Regions from separate parts of the Homo sapiens genome. Here regions 2 and 3 are each linked to region 1. Evidence: chromatin contacts called from ENCODE Hi-C or POLR2A ChIA-PET data. All regions are on one chromosome and are shown on one strand. Each heading gives the region's core, a stretch centred on a gene start or an enhancer-like site at or near the end of the contact. The rest is flanking DNA. Distances are from core to core; before and after follow the strand shown. Region 1 overlaps DENND5A (DENN domain containing 5A). Region 2 has its middle 22 kb from the start of DENND2B. Region 3 holds the start of DENND2B (DENN domain containing 2B).

Region 1 (3,498 bases), core at 872-3,371:
AAGCCAGGCATGGTGGCTCATGCCTGTAATCCCAACACTTTGGGAAGCCAGGCAGGAGGACTGCTTGAGCCCAGGAGTTCAAGACCAGCCTGGGCAATGTAGTGAGACCCTGTCTCCACAAAAAATTTAAAAATTAGTTGGTTGTGGTGGTGCACACCTGTAGTCCCAGCTACTCAGGAGGCTGAGGCAGGATCACTTGAGCCTGGGAAGTCAAGGCTGTGTGAGCCATGATCGTGCCACTGTGCTTCAGCCTGGCCAACAGAGTGAGACCCTATCTCCAAAAAAAAAAAAAAAAAGTAAAAGTATGTTATAGTTTGGTTTGATCCCTCCAAATCTCATAGTCAGTTTCGCCACGCTGACCAGGCTGGTCTTGAAGTCCTGACCTCAAGTGATCCATCCACCTCGTCCTCCCAAAGTGCTGAGAATACAGGTGTGAGCCACTGAGCCCAGCCTCCTTCGTCTCTCTCACCCCTCTCTTGCTATGTGATTCTGCACACCCTTCCTCTTCCACCATGTGTGGAAGCAGCTTGAGACCCTCACTAGATGCAGGTACCAGCATCATGCTTCCTGTAAAGCCTGCAGAACGATGAGCCAACTAAGCCTCTTTTCTTTAAGAATTACCCAGCCTCAGGTATTCCTTTGTAGCCGCATTAAATGGACAAAGGCACCCTATAATCCTGAATTGGAATCAGAAAGAACACTGTAAAATCATGGGGTACCATAGATGCATGTGTGTATACACACTCATGTATACATACATATTTATATATGCATTTAACATATATAATTCCAAGACCTTCACTATCTTTAAAAATACATATTTACTATATATGTTTCTAGATGTCTATATTAAATGTATAAAAATGTTATATTTAAATATAATCAAAGCTCTGTCTACTGAATAGGCCTAGAACCAATGATCTACCAGTAACAATGAGAATTTCTAGTGTCCAATTATGGTCTTGCAATACCATTTCCCACTTAAGGAAACCAGGGCTTTTTGGAGAAATGACTGATTCCAAGTCTAGGACAGAAAATGAATAAAGTGAGCCTAGAACATCTTGCAATACCAGAAAACAAAGCAGATATCAAAGACAACTAGAGTTGTGTCAGAACAACTCAGGAACCAACTTAAAGAGGCTCCCAAAGGCCAAAGGCAGGACAATAAAGATAATAATTGCAATGAGATGAAGCCTATCAAATACATCTAAACTCATGAGTTCATAATATTGTTTAAAAAATAGTCACCTTCTGAGGATAACAAAGAACCAGTTCATATCTTAAAAGTTGGGTAAATAAAAGGAAAGAATTAAGCACTTATCTGCCTTTCCCACACAAACTCTACTGGGAAATCAAACAGTAGATGAGAGACAATGTCTCCTTATAAAATTATTCCATCTAATAAATGAAGAGAAAATGATAGATTAGAATATCCCCATGCTGCAATCCCCAGTGAATTACTTGCTGGATGTAGGCATTGAGCATCAGTGGCTGCTAACATAACAAAAGTGAAAAACAGATGTTACGTGCTTCTTGCTAAATGAGCACACCACTACCTAGAGTCTTATCAAAGGGATCAACCTGAGGCAAATTGTCTAGATCTAGCTGCTGATCTGCAGGAAATGCTGAGGATAAAGGAGTATATTGAACTGCACCACGGGCATGAAATGAGCAAAAACCCAGGCTGTGAAAATCTACAGATCAAATGGCTTAAAATCTTCAACAATTTGTAAGAAAAGGAAAGGGATGGAGGGGACCCTTTAGATTAAAAGAGACTTAAAAGATGTATCAAGTTTTTTTAAAAGGACAGTAAGACTATAGCATGTAGGGATGCACATCTGGGTGACAAAACAATAAAGAAACTCAACGAAATTATTACTTATAAAAGTTAAGATGGAAGAAGGGAGGTGCTGGGACTGTGATGGGGAAGGGGGAACATGGAGGACCCTGGGGGGCTGGCAAAGTTCTATTCTTGACCTGAGTGGTGATTATAAGGGTGCTTGCTTTATAGTAATTCCCTGAGTTCCTTTGCTTGCTTGTTTATTTACCAGTCCCTGAAATCACAGCCTGGGAAGCCCTGAAGTAGAGCAGGTGCAGAAGCTGAGGCAGGCAGGGCTGCTTGCTGAGTGAACCAAACACACCTGATTTACCCAGGACCACTGGAGAGGCCTGGCTGGGCCCTACACGGAAGAACGCAGTTGACTCAAATGTCCTTGAAATCTTGAGCTACTAAACAGGTCTGTTCTCTTATATCACACATCATTCCAAAACAGATTTGCAGAAGATTACAAAACAAAACACAGTAGAAAGTGAGTAGGATCAGCTGTTACAAAGAGCAAGGAAATAGTTGGTCCCAGCACCTGCCTTAAGGTAAGCTCAGGCCTAGGCCCACAATATAAACACATACAGCTGAGTTCCATGCTGCCCTTCTTGCCCAGCCAAGAATCCCACTTCCTGCTCCAGAGGTACTGCCTACCTTCCTTCCCCTTTCCTCGGCCTTCTCCGAGAGAACTAAAGCTCTGTCCGTGGGCTCCAGGCAGACGGCTGCAGTGTGGCCTCTCACCCCCTCTGCAGGCAGGACGCTGCGCTGCAGCTCTCTGGGCCCTCTCCTCATCTCTTCAGAAGCATTTACCACCTGCCAGGCCCAGGGGATGGAGACAGGCAAGAGATCCCCCTTTTCCCTCTGGGAGCTCACGGTGCAAGGGCTGAGCCTGACACGAAAGCAGGCAATGACAATCCAGAGAGGAGATGCCAGCATCTAAGAAAATGAAGGAGCACAAGGATGGAATGATTAACTGCCTAGGGAGATTGGGGACACTTCACAGCAGGTGACTGCTAAAGTAAACCCTGTACAACAAACACAAAGTGGGTGAAGGGGAGGCATTCCAGGCAAAGGGAAAATGCATGCAAACCAGGAAAGCATAAAAGAGGGCACTGATTGGTCTGAGGTGCCTGACTTGATCACGTTACACTTCTTCTGGAGCTTCCTGCCAAAGCAGCCTGAAGAATAAAAATGAACGAAGCTGGACCTCTCATAAAGGTCTCCCACCTGCCATCCCCAGGAAAGCAAACCTTTCTTTCAAGAGCTTCCCCCGACCCCCAGCTTCCCACACCTGGTCTCCCTTACCCTCTCAAGAAAGGGCCCATCCTGTCTCAGTCAAGTGACAACCTCTGCACCCCTGGCCGGGTCTTTTCCCTCCTGTGTCTCAGTCTCCTCCTCTGTGGAGTGGGGAAAGAACCCTGTCTGCATCCATGTGAATCAGCCACATAACAGCTAGGAAGGCTCCTAGCACTGCGGGCAGAAGGACCCAGGAGACCCCAGGCCCTCAGGGGCATCCTGGGCAGGCCACAACCCCGAGCCTGCTGGTAAAGAGAGGTGATGCCACAAGACCATCCTCACAGATGGACCCAACTGCACCCGCAGCCACCCACTGCTCATAAACCTCCATAAAAATCAGTGATCCATGCAGTTTTTGTTTCAGGTGTTTTATTAAGTGG
Region 2 (3,476 bases), core at 760-3,259, 300 kb before region 1:
AGAGAAGAGGTGGAATTAATACCCTCCCAACTCCTAAAGTATCTTCCCGCCTGTTCCTCCCTGCTTTCACCCACTCTGGTGGGGGAAAGAGCCCCCATCACAGGCTCCAATCCACCTATTCTCTGAGGCTGAGCCTGAGCCCATCAGAACAGCATGCAGACAGCTCTATTTAGCTCCATTCTTCATGTTCTGATCCGCCCGTGTGATAGCAACAGCTGCTCACAGTGCCTGACAGTAGTGGGAAGATAAAAGGAAGAAAGAGACACATAAGAAAGAAAAGCCAAGACCAGTAGTCATCTTCTAATATATATTTCATACCTGGGCCCTGGAGGGAAATCTGCTTCAAATTAAGCCCCATCTGTTCTCAAGCCCCCAAAGAGGCAGAGCACCCATGAGAAGGGCTCTATACCCTGCCAGGGCACAGACACCAGTGAAGATTGGCAGCTGCAAAGAAGGATGGCATCCTTGAGGAAGCCAACAAACTGGGAGGTGGAGCCCCTGGCTGACCAGCCCATTCTTAGACTCAGAGCCTCTGCCCCACAACACATGACCCCAAGACCTCCCTGATAGGTAAGAATCACATAAGTATGTAATGGGTGTAAAATGGGGAGGATTGTCAGGAGATCGGCCCAATTCCCAGAGGAAAGCATTCCTGGCCATCACACCCAAGGTACTCAGCAATGCAAGCATAACCTAGCATGCCTAAACCCACCTTCCCCACTACTCCTGGCTTCTGGCCACTCGGGAGCAAATACACCTCTGCAAAAGTCCCAGCTTTTGTGCTCCCCACAGCCAGCCCCCACCATCGTCTCTCCAGATCTTCTCCTGTTTATAAGATGCATTCACTCCTAATCTCCACTTCCAGACACACACACACACCCTTGGGTAGACACAGGGCAATAAGCCTACCTCTCAGGCTCAACTTCTGGGCTGCACACAGTGGGGTGGCTTGCTCCCGTAATCCCAGCACGTTGGGAGGCTGAGGCAAGAGGACTGTTTGAGCCCAGGAGTTCAAGAGCAGCCCGAGCAACACAGCAAGACCCTGTCTCCATAAAAAAAAGATGGAAAAATTAAATTCTGTAGGATTCACTCCCTAAATAATTAAAAATTTAAACTTAAATTTTAAAAAACCAGGCTTAACTTCTACCCAGTGTGTGTTCATGCTCCCTTGGGCCCTTTCTGCTTGCAGGAGCTGATGATGCTGGGTGCACTCTGAAAGATTTTAAACCTGGTAAGGATGGTAATGCCTTCAGGGGCCAGAGGATGCCTTCACAAACCATTCAGAGTGTCAACAGAGCCAGACTGGGGAGACGTCCAGTTATACCAAGACCAAGAGGCAGATTCTCTCATCTGCCTCTAAGCTCCTTCCTCACAAAAGGTATCTGCCACACCCATCTCCAGTGCCAAAGATGGATCACAGCCGACTGAGCCGACTGTCTCTCCTCCTACCCCTCACCCCCGCCTTCCAGAGTGACAGCGAGACAGGAAAGCAAGTTGGAAAATTTTTAAAAGAACCAACACCTCGGCCAGGCACAGTGGCTCACGCCTGTAATCCCAGCACTATTGGAAGCCGAGGTGGGCGGATCACAAGGTCAAGAGATCAAGACCATCCTGGCCAACACGGTGAAACCCCGTCTCTAGTACAAAATACAAAAATTAGCTGGGCATGGTGGTGCACACTTGTAGTCCCAGCTACTCGGGAGGTTGAGGCAGGAGAATTGCTTGGACCGGGGAGGCGGAGGTTGCTGTGGGCCGAGATTGTGCCATTGCACTCCAGCCTGGCAACAGAGCGAGACTCTGTCTCCAAAAAAAAAAAAAAAAAAAAGAACCAACACCTCATCACAATCCATGAAAAGCTAGCTCCTGGCTCTAGGACTGCAAGAAAAGGGAATTCCACCTTCAAACTCCTGGTTACCTTCCATGGCTGGTCTCAGTGGAACTAGCATTCCTCCTCACAGAGGCATGAGGCAGCCACACCCCACACAGCCCCAGAGCCCAGAGGCAGAGTTGGGCAGAAAGGAATGCAGATAGTTTCCCAGAAGTGTCTGGCCGAGAAGGAAACCAAGAGCTTACCCACAGCTTCCTGGGCCCTGACTGGGAGGCACTGGGTTCTCACAACAAGGATTCTGGCAATTCAGGGATGGTGAGGCCCTTGTATGTGAAAGCCCACAGGAGGCGAGGACACAGTGGTGGGAAGAGGCCCTGACAGAACAAGCCTGGGCTGGCCCCAGACGGCTTCCAGTAAGCAGCGGCTGCACTTGAATGTCAGCAAGGGTCTTAGGGAGACCCGAAGCAATCCAGTCACAGGGGAGCCCAAGGCAGGCACGCAGATGTGAGGTCGGATCCTCTTAGCATAGGCTTTGGCGTCACCTGCTTTCCAGGAAGCAGGCTTCATTTTCTAACACATCTTGAGGGAGGAGGGCAAACCGGAGGGGAAGCCCAACATCTGACAGGCCAGCAAAGCTGGTGAGCAGATGGGCTCTAATGCCTCCCAGCTTGATTCTCTCAGTCATGCTTCAGAGGTCATAAGGCTTTTTTTAGTCCTACTGTTAGTACCACAGCTCCCAGAAGCCTGTGCTTCCTCCAAATTATGACCCTGTAAGGCTCTGTTCTAGGATAAGCACAGGAGAAGGAGCAGAACACAGAAAGAGTTATTAAAGATGCCTTCCTGTTATATACTAAGTGTCCACGTGAAGGATATCAAAATAAAATAATAAAATAATTTTAATTTAAAAGTGGATTACATCATTAACTGTTTCCTTTGCAAGGAAAGGGCAATTCCTAATACAGATTCCATAAAATCCAGATGACACTTCCCCTTCTCATATACGACCTGGACTCTGAAAACCTTAATCAGTTGCTAGCATTAATACAAAATACACACAGAGACACATATAGACACACGTCTGTTCTTCAAAGCTTTGTTCGGGAAGCCAAAGATACAAGAACCCTTCCAACTTCATGTCCCTATGGGGATAACAGGAGGCACAGAGTTAAATATGGTTTTTCCCAAGCAAAGACCTTGGCTGCGAATAGGATTAAGGGTGGCTCTGGACACCCCCACATGCAGGAAGAAGGCTAAGCACCTGGAATCTCCCCTTCCTCCACAGCACCAGTAAATGAACTGATGTCATCTCTCTGGTAGCCAAACATGTCTGTCTCCCAGCCCCTAGGATTTCACCCATCCTTACCTCAAAATTGCATAATAAGGGTCTGCAGCTGGTTAGTTCAGTTACTCACAGCCTGGTGCCAGTGAAGCAAAGGTAAAAAGTTGGCTACTTAGAGCCATTAGTTTCACCTTACCCTGTGGCCACAGATTTTAACTGTTTAAACCTAGATCAAAATGCATGCTGCTTTTTTCAGAGAGACAAGACCAAAGATGAACTCAAAAAGAGCATCCCTGGGCACCACAGAAAGAAGGACAAAGATAAAATCAGCTGTGACTGTACTTCTTTGGAACGGGATGACACATGCTG
Region 3 (3,378 bases), core at 399-2,898, 330 kb before region 1:
TCTGGATTTACACTGCCAACTGAAGGGGCCACTGGCTCAGTGTTATGCCACATCCCTCCAGCAAAATGTAGGTTTCAACTAAGCAAAGGATCCCTGGAGTGTATGTAGCAAGAGGAATAACTTCAGAAGTGGACCGTCTGAGGTCCAGGGCCATGGAGTTCACCCTTGTGGACCCTCAGGCCACAACCACGATGTATACATGTACTCATTTTAGGGAGCCGGAACTGGGGACATGGCCAGTGCTTGCATTGGCAAGCTGATCCGAAGTTAATCAGAATGCCCCCTCATTGTTTGCCAGAATACAAAAGACATTCTGTTCAGAAAGTTCAAGAAGAAAAACTGAAGAACCAGGACAGCAGCTGTTCCCTCATCCCACAGAGAAACCAAAGGCATTTGCAAAGTTCCCTGAGGCCAAGAAGTGAATTTAAGACATAACATGGCTCAAGTGGAAGCACAACCCCTGATGGGTCTCCGTTGCAGGAAGTGTTTGCTGCATTCATCCTCCTCATAATATTACTGACAACCCCACTACCCTATCACCTATAAAACTGCCTTTCTGGGAGGGTCTCCTTTCCAAGGCCACACAGCTCACCATGTACCACTCCTCTAGGTCAGAACAAGTTTTACCAAAACTTAGGACAATCAGTGTAGGAGTGCACAGCGTGGACACTGCGTGCCCTGAGATTTGGTCAAAATGTAACCAAAGGAATCCACCCGGCACAACTACAGTGCCTCATGTTCCCCAGCTCTTAGCAGCTGCTGCTGAGAGCTCACTCTGGGACATCTGGATGAGAAACCTGTTTGCAGGCCCCCCAACCCCAAGCCAGCCCCCTCCTCCACCTCTTAGGAAAGTCTGTGATCGACCTTTTGATGTGGGAGGACAGCTTGATTCTTACCAAGCTGCCTGGAAGAGAGAGAGTGCAAAACCCCAGCTCAGGCATCCCTGTGACAGTCCCTCTGTCCTAATAAATGCTCTAGAGGGACTTGGAACTCACCACAGGCTCCTGGCTGAGCTTAATTAGCCTTTTTTTTTTTTTTTTTTCCATTACAGGTCAGACATAGCAGCACCAAGAGACAAAACAGACAGTGTTCACTAGGACGAACAAGCGGCTCAAAAGGCACTGGAGTTTCCCTGTAAGAACTACAAACACCACGGGAGTGATGTTAACTCAGATTTTTCCATATAAAAGATTCTTCCTGTAAAAATATCCTGTGCCTTTGTGCTAAATAAAAGTAAAATGATGCTTTTTAGAGTGAAGTCTAAACACCTCAGATTCAGCAAGAGTGAGATCAGCTAGATTTGCAAAGTCAAGAAAATTGGCTGTTTCCCTCCTCCTTAAGCTAATAGAATCCAACTGTTGGAGCATGACATCATTCCTGAGCCCCAAACCCCGAGCAGAGACTACAGACACTCGCCTGACTCCCAGAAAACAGCCGGAGAGAAGGGCCAGGAAAGGAGGCCAAATGATCCCAGCCCGGAGCTGCCCTTACCTGAAAGTCCCGCTGCTTTCCTGCCCACTCCATTCTCACACCGCAGCCGGCTAGGGAGCCCAGGGCCCCCAAATCCACTGGCTTAAGCTCCGATACCTGCTGCGAGCTTCCCACAGCTCCTTCCTCTGACCTTTCGTGGCGCTCCTCGCAGCCAAGTGAGCAGAGCACTGCTAGCCGGCCAGGCCGGTTGTCATGGAGACCCTGTCCTCGCTAGGCGGGCGCGCGCACAGCGGCGCGCTCTTGGCCTAGCGCGTGCACAAGGGCGCTCTCTTTTTCTTTCTTTCTCACTGTCTCTCTCTCTCTCTCTCTCTCTCTCTCTCTCTCAGTTCTGGGAGGCTTCCATGAAACAGCACTGTCTTTTGATCAGCTCGGTTTTTGCATGCATTCCACTCCTCCTACCTCCCTTCCAGTCCAACAGGGGCTCTGAACTGCTCCTGGGAACTTGCTTGAACAGCTCAGAGGGGAGAAGGGAGAAGACAGTGAGTGGACTTGTTTTCTTCCCCTCCAGTGTCTCATTTTTTATAACTTGGAAGAATCCCTGCCAGGGGGGAGGGAGCTAGCTGAAGCGCTTGAAGGGGACCCAGCTTCCTCTGGGTCCTGGAGCTCGGGTAGGAGGGACCCTGATGCGCTGCCTTGACTTGTTTGTGCACTTGGGATTTTTCCGGGCAGCAGTTGGGGCGGAAATGCACTCACATCCCAGGAGCTCGCCTGGACTGGCCTCTCTGCTTACCTTGCTGCCTGTCCAGGTTGTGGCGATGGCTTTAACCAGTGCAGGGACTCATGGTACTAGTGGTGGCGCCTAAGCAGTCTCTCATCTTCCTGAAATGGAGAGCAAAGACAACTCGGTCAGGACCAGGAAGAATCCTGGGCAAGTCGAGAGTCACAACCCAGACGACAAACCTGATACAAATACAGCCTTGTCTCTCTGCCCTGCTAAGGATCTGCAGCTAAGGTGCAGGCTTAGTGGGAGCTGCTGTCACAGTCGGTAATAATATTGCTCCTGTCAGAAAATGAGCACAGTCCCTGGGACACGGCAGACCCCCTAAGTTTAGTCCCATCCCCATCCCCATCCTGTCCCTTCCTCTCCCCCCTACCCAGCATACATTTCTGCTTTGTAACATTCTTTTTACATGTATCATTTTGTTTGATCCTCATAACCTTTTGAAATACACTGCACAGATATTTTTATGACCATTTTTTCAAGTTTATTTATTATTCTTCTTAAATTTCTTTTAGAGACAGGATCTTGCTCCATTGCCCAAGCTGGAATGCATTGGTGCAATCATAGCTCACTACATCATCAAACTCCTGGGCTCAAACAACCCTCCTGCCTCAGCCTCTGAAGTAGCTGGGACTACAGGCATGCACCACCACGCCTGGCTACTTTTTTAATTTTTATTTTTATAGAGACAGGGTCTCACTATGTTGCCCAGGCTGGTTTTGAACTCCTGGCTTCACGCAATCCTCCTGCCTCAGCCTCTCAAAGTGCTGGGATTACAGGCGTGAGCCAGCATACTGGCCTTATGACCATTTTATAGATGGAAAAACTGAGACTCAGAGAGATTAAACATTTGATCTGCACTTATACAGTTAGGCAGTCAAAGAACTAAGAGATCAGCCAAGTTCGCCCTAGTCCAGCACACTTTCAACTAAAGTATATTGCCACCTGATTTCAAAAACTGTCAACTTTTTGATAACTGGTTATGAGATAACGCTGGGCTCCCAAGGGAAGGTGGAGAATCCTTGTAAGTTGTGGCGAGATAGGCTGACTACCATCCTTTCAGCCTAAAGACCTTAAGACAGCATCTCTAAGATGTAAAACGTCCTGATGCACAGCTCGGAGAAAAAGCCCTACCCTACAGCTATATGTGACCTTGCACTTTTCTA

What was found. A loop is a pair of places that touch in the nucleus more often than their neighbours do. ChIA-PET counts read pairs that join two places held with the same protein, here RNA polymerase II (POLR2A). Pooled maps may share reads with other maps.
Region 2: a loop to region 1 is called in a map of IMR-90, with 5 times the contacts of the local background. The contact joins two enhancer-like sites. A Hi-C loop is called at or near these places in 1 of 168 maps with a recorded cell type or tissue (IMR-90) and 4 of 50 pooled maps. POLR2A ChIA-PET finds 5 or more read pairs at or near these places in 1 of 52 experiments (Panc1).
Region 3: a loop to region 1 is called in a map of ascending aorta, with 4 times the contacts of the local background. The contact joins the promoter of DENND2B here to the enhancer-like site in region 1. A Hi-C loop is called at or near these places in 1 of 168 maps with a recorded cell type or tissue (ascending aorta), 1 of 37 single-sample maps with no recorded cell type and 16 of 50 pooled maps. POLR2A ChIA-PET finds 5 or more read pairs at or near these places in 2 of 52 experiments (BJ and WTC11).

What each region holds. Positions count from the first base shown.
Region 1 is chr11:9,135,355-9,138,852 of GRCh38, forward strand. It overlaps DENND5A (DENN domain containing 5A), which reads right to left. Exons shown (of 23, transcript NM_015213.4): 23 at 3,471-3,498. Among named protein-coding and RNA genes, the nearest start is that of SCUBE2, 46 kb to the left of the region's middle. RefSeq lists an enhancer at 2,665-2,854. Within about 2 kb of position 2,122, at least 15 of the 41 ENCODE cell types and tissues checked have a DNase peak (open chromatin) inside an H3K27ac peak, as active enhancers do; they include ascending aorta, where a contact is called at or near this core.
Region 2 is chr11:8,830,647-8,834,122 of GRCh38, forward strand. It overlaps a transcript of DENND2B not described here. Among named protein-coding and RNA genes, the nearest start is that of DENND2B, 22 kb to the left of the region's middle. RefSeq lists enhancers at 1,194-1,995, 1,945-2,264, 1,996-2,796. Within about 2 kb of position 2,010, at least 9 of the 41 ENCODE cell types and tissues checked have a DNase peak (open chromatin) inside an H3K27ac peak, as active enhancers do.
Region 3 is chr11:8,809,026-8,812,403 of GRCh38, forward strand. DENND2B (DENN domain containing 2B) reads right to left here and starts at 1,649. Exons shown (of 20, transcript NM_213618.2): 1 at 1,492-1,649. DENND2B-AS1 (DENND2B antisense RNA 1) reads left to right here. Exons shown (of 5, transcript NR_120590.1): 5 at 1,052-1,251.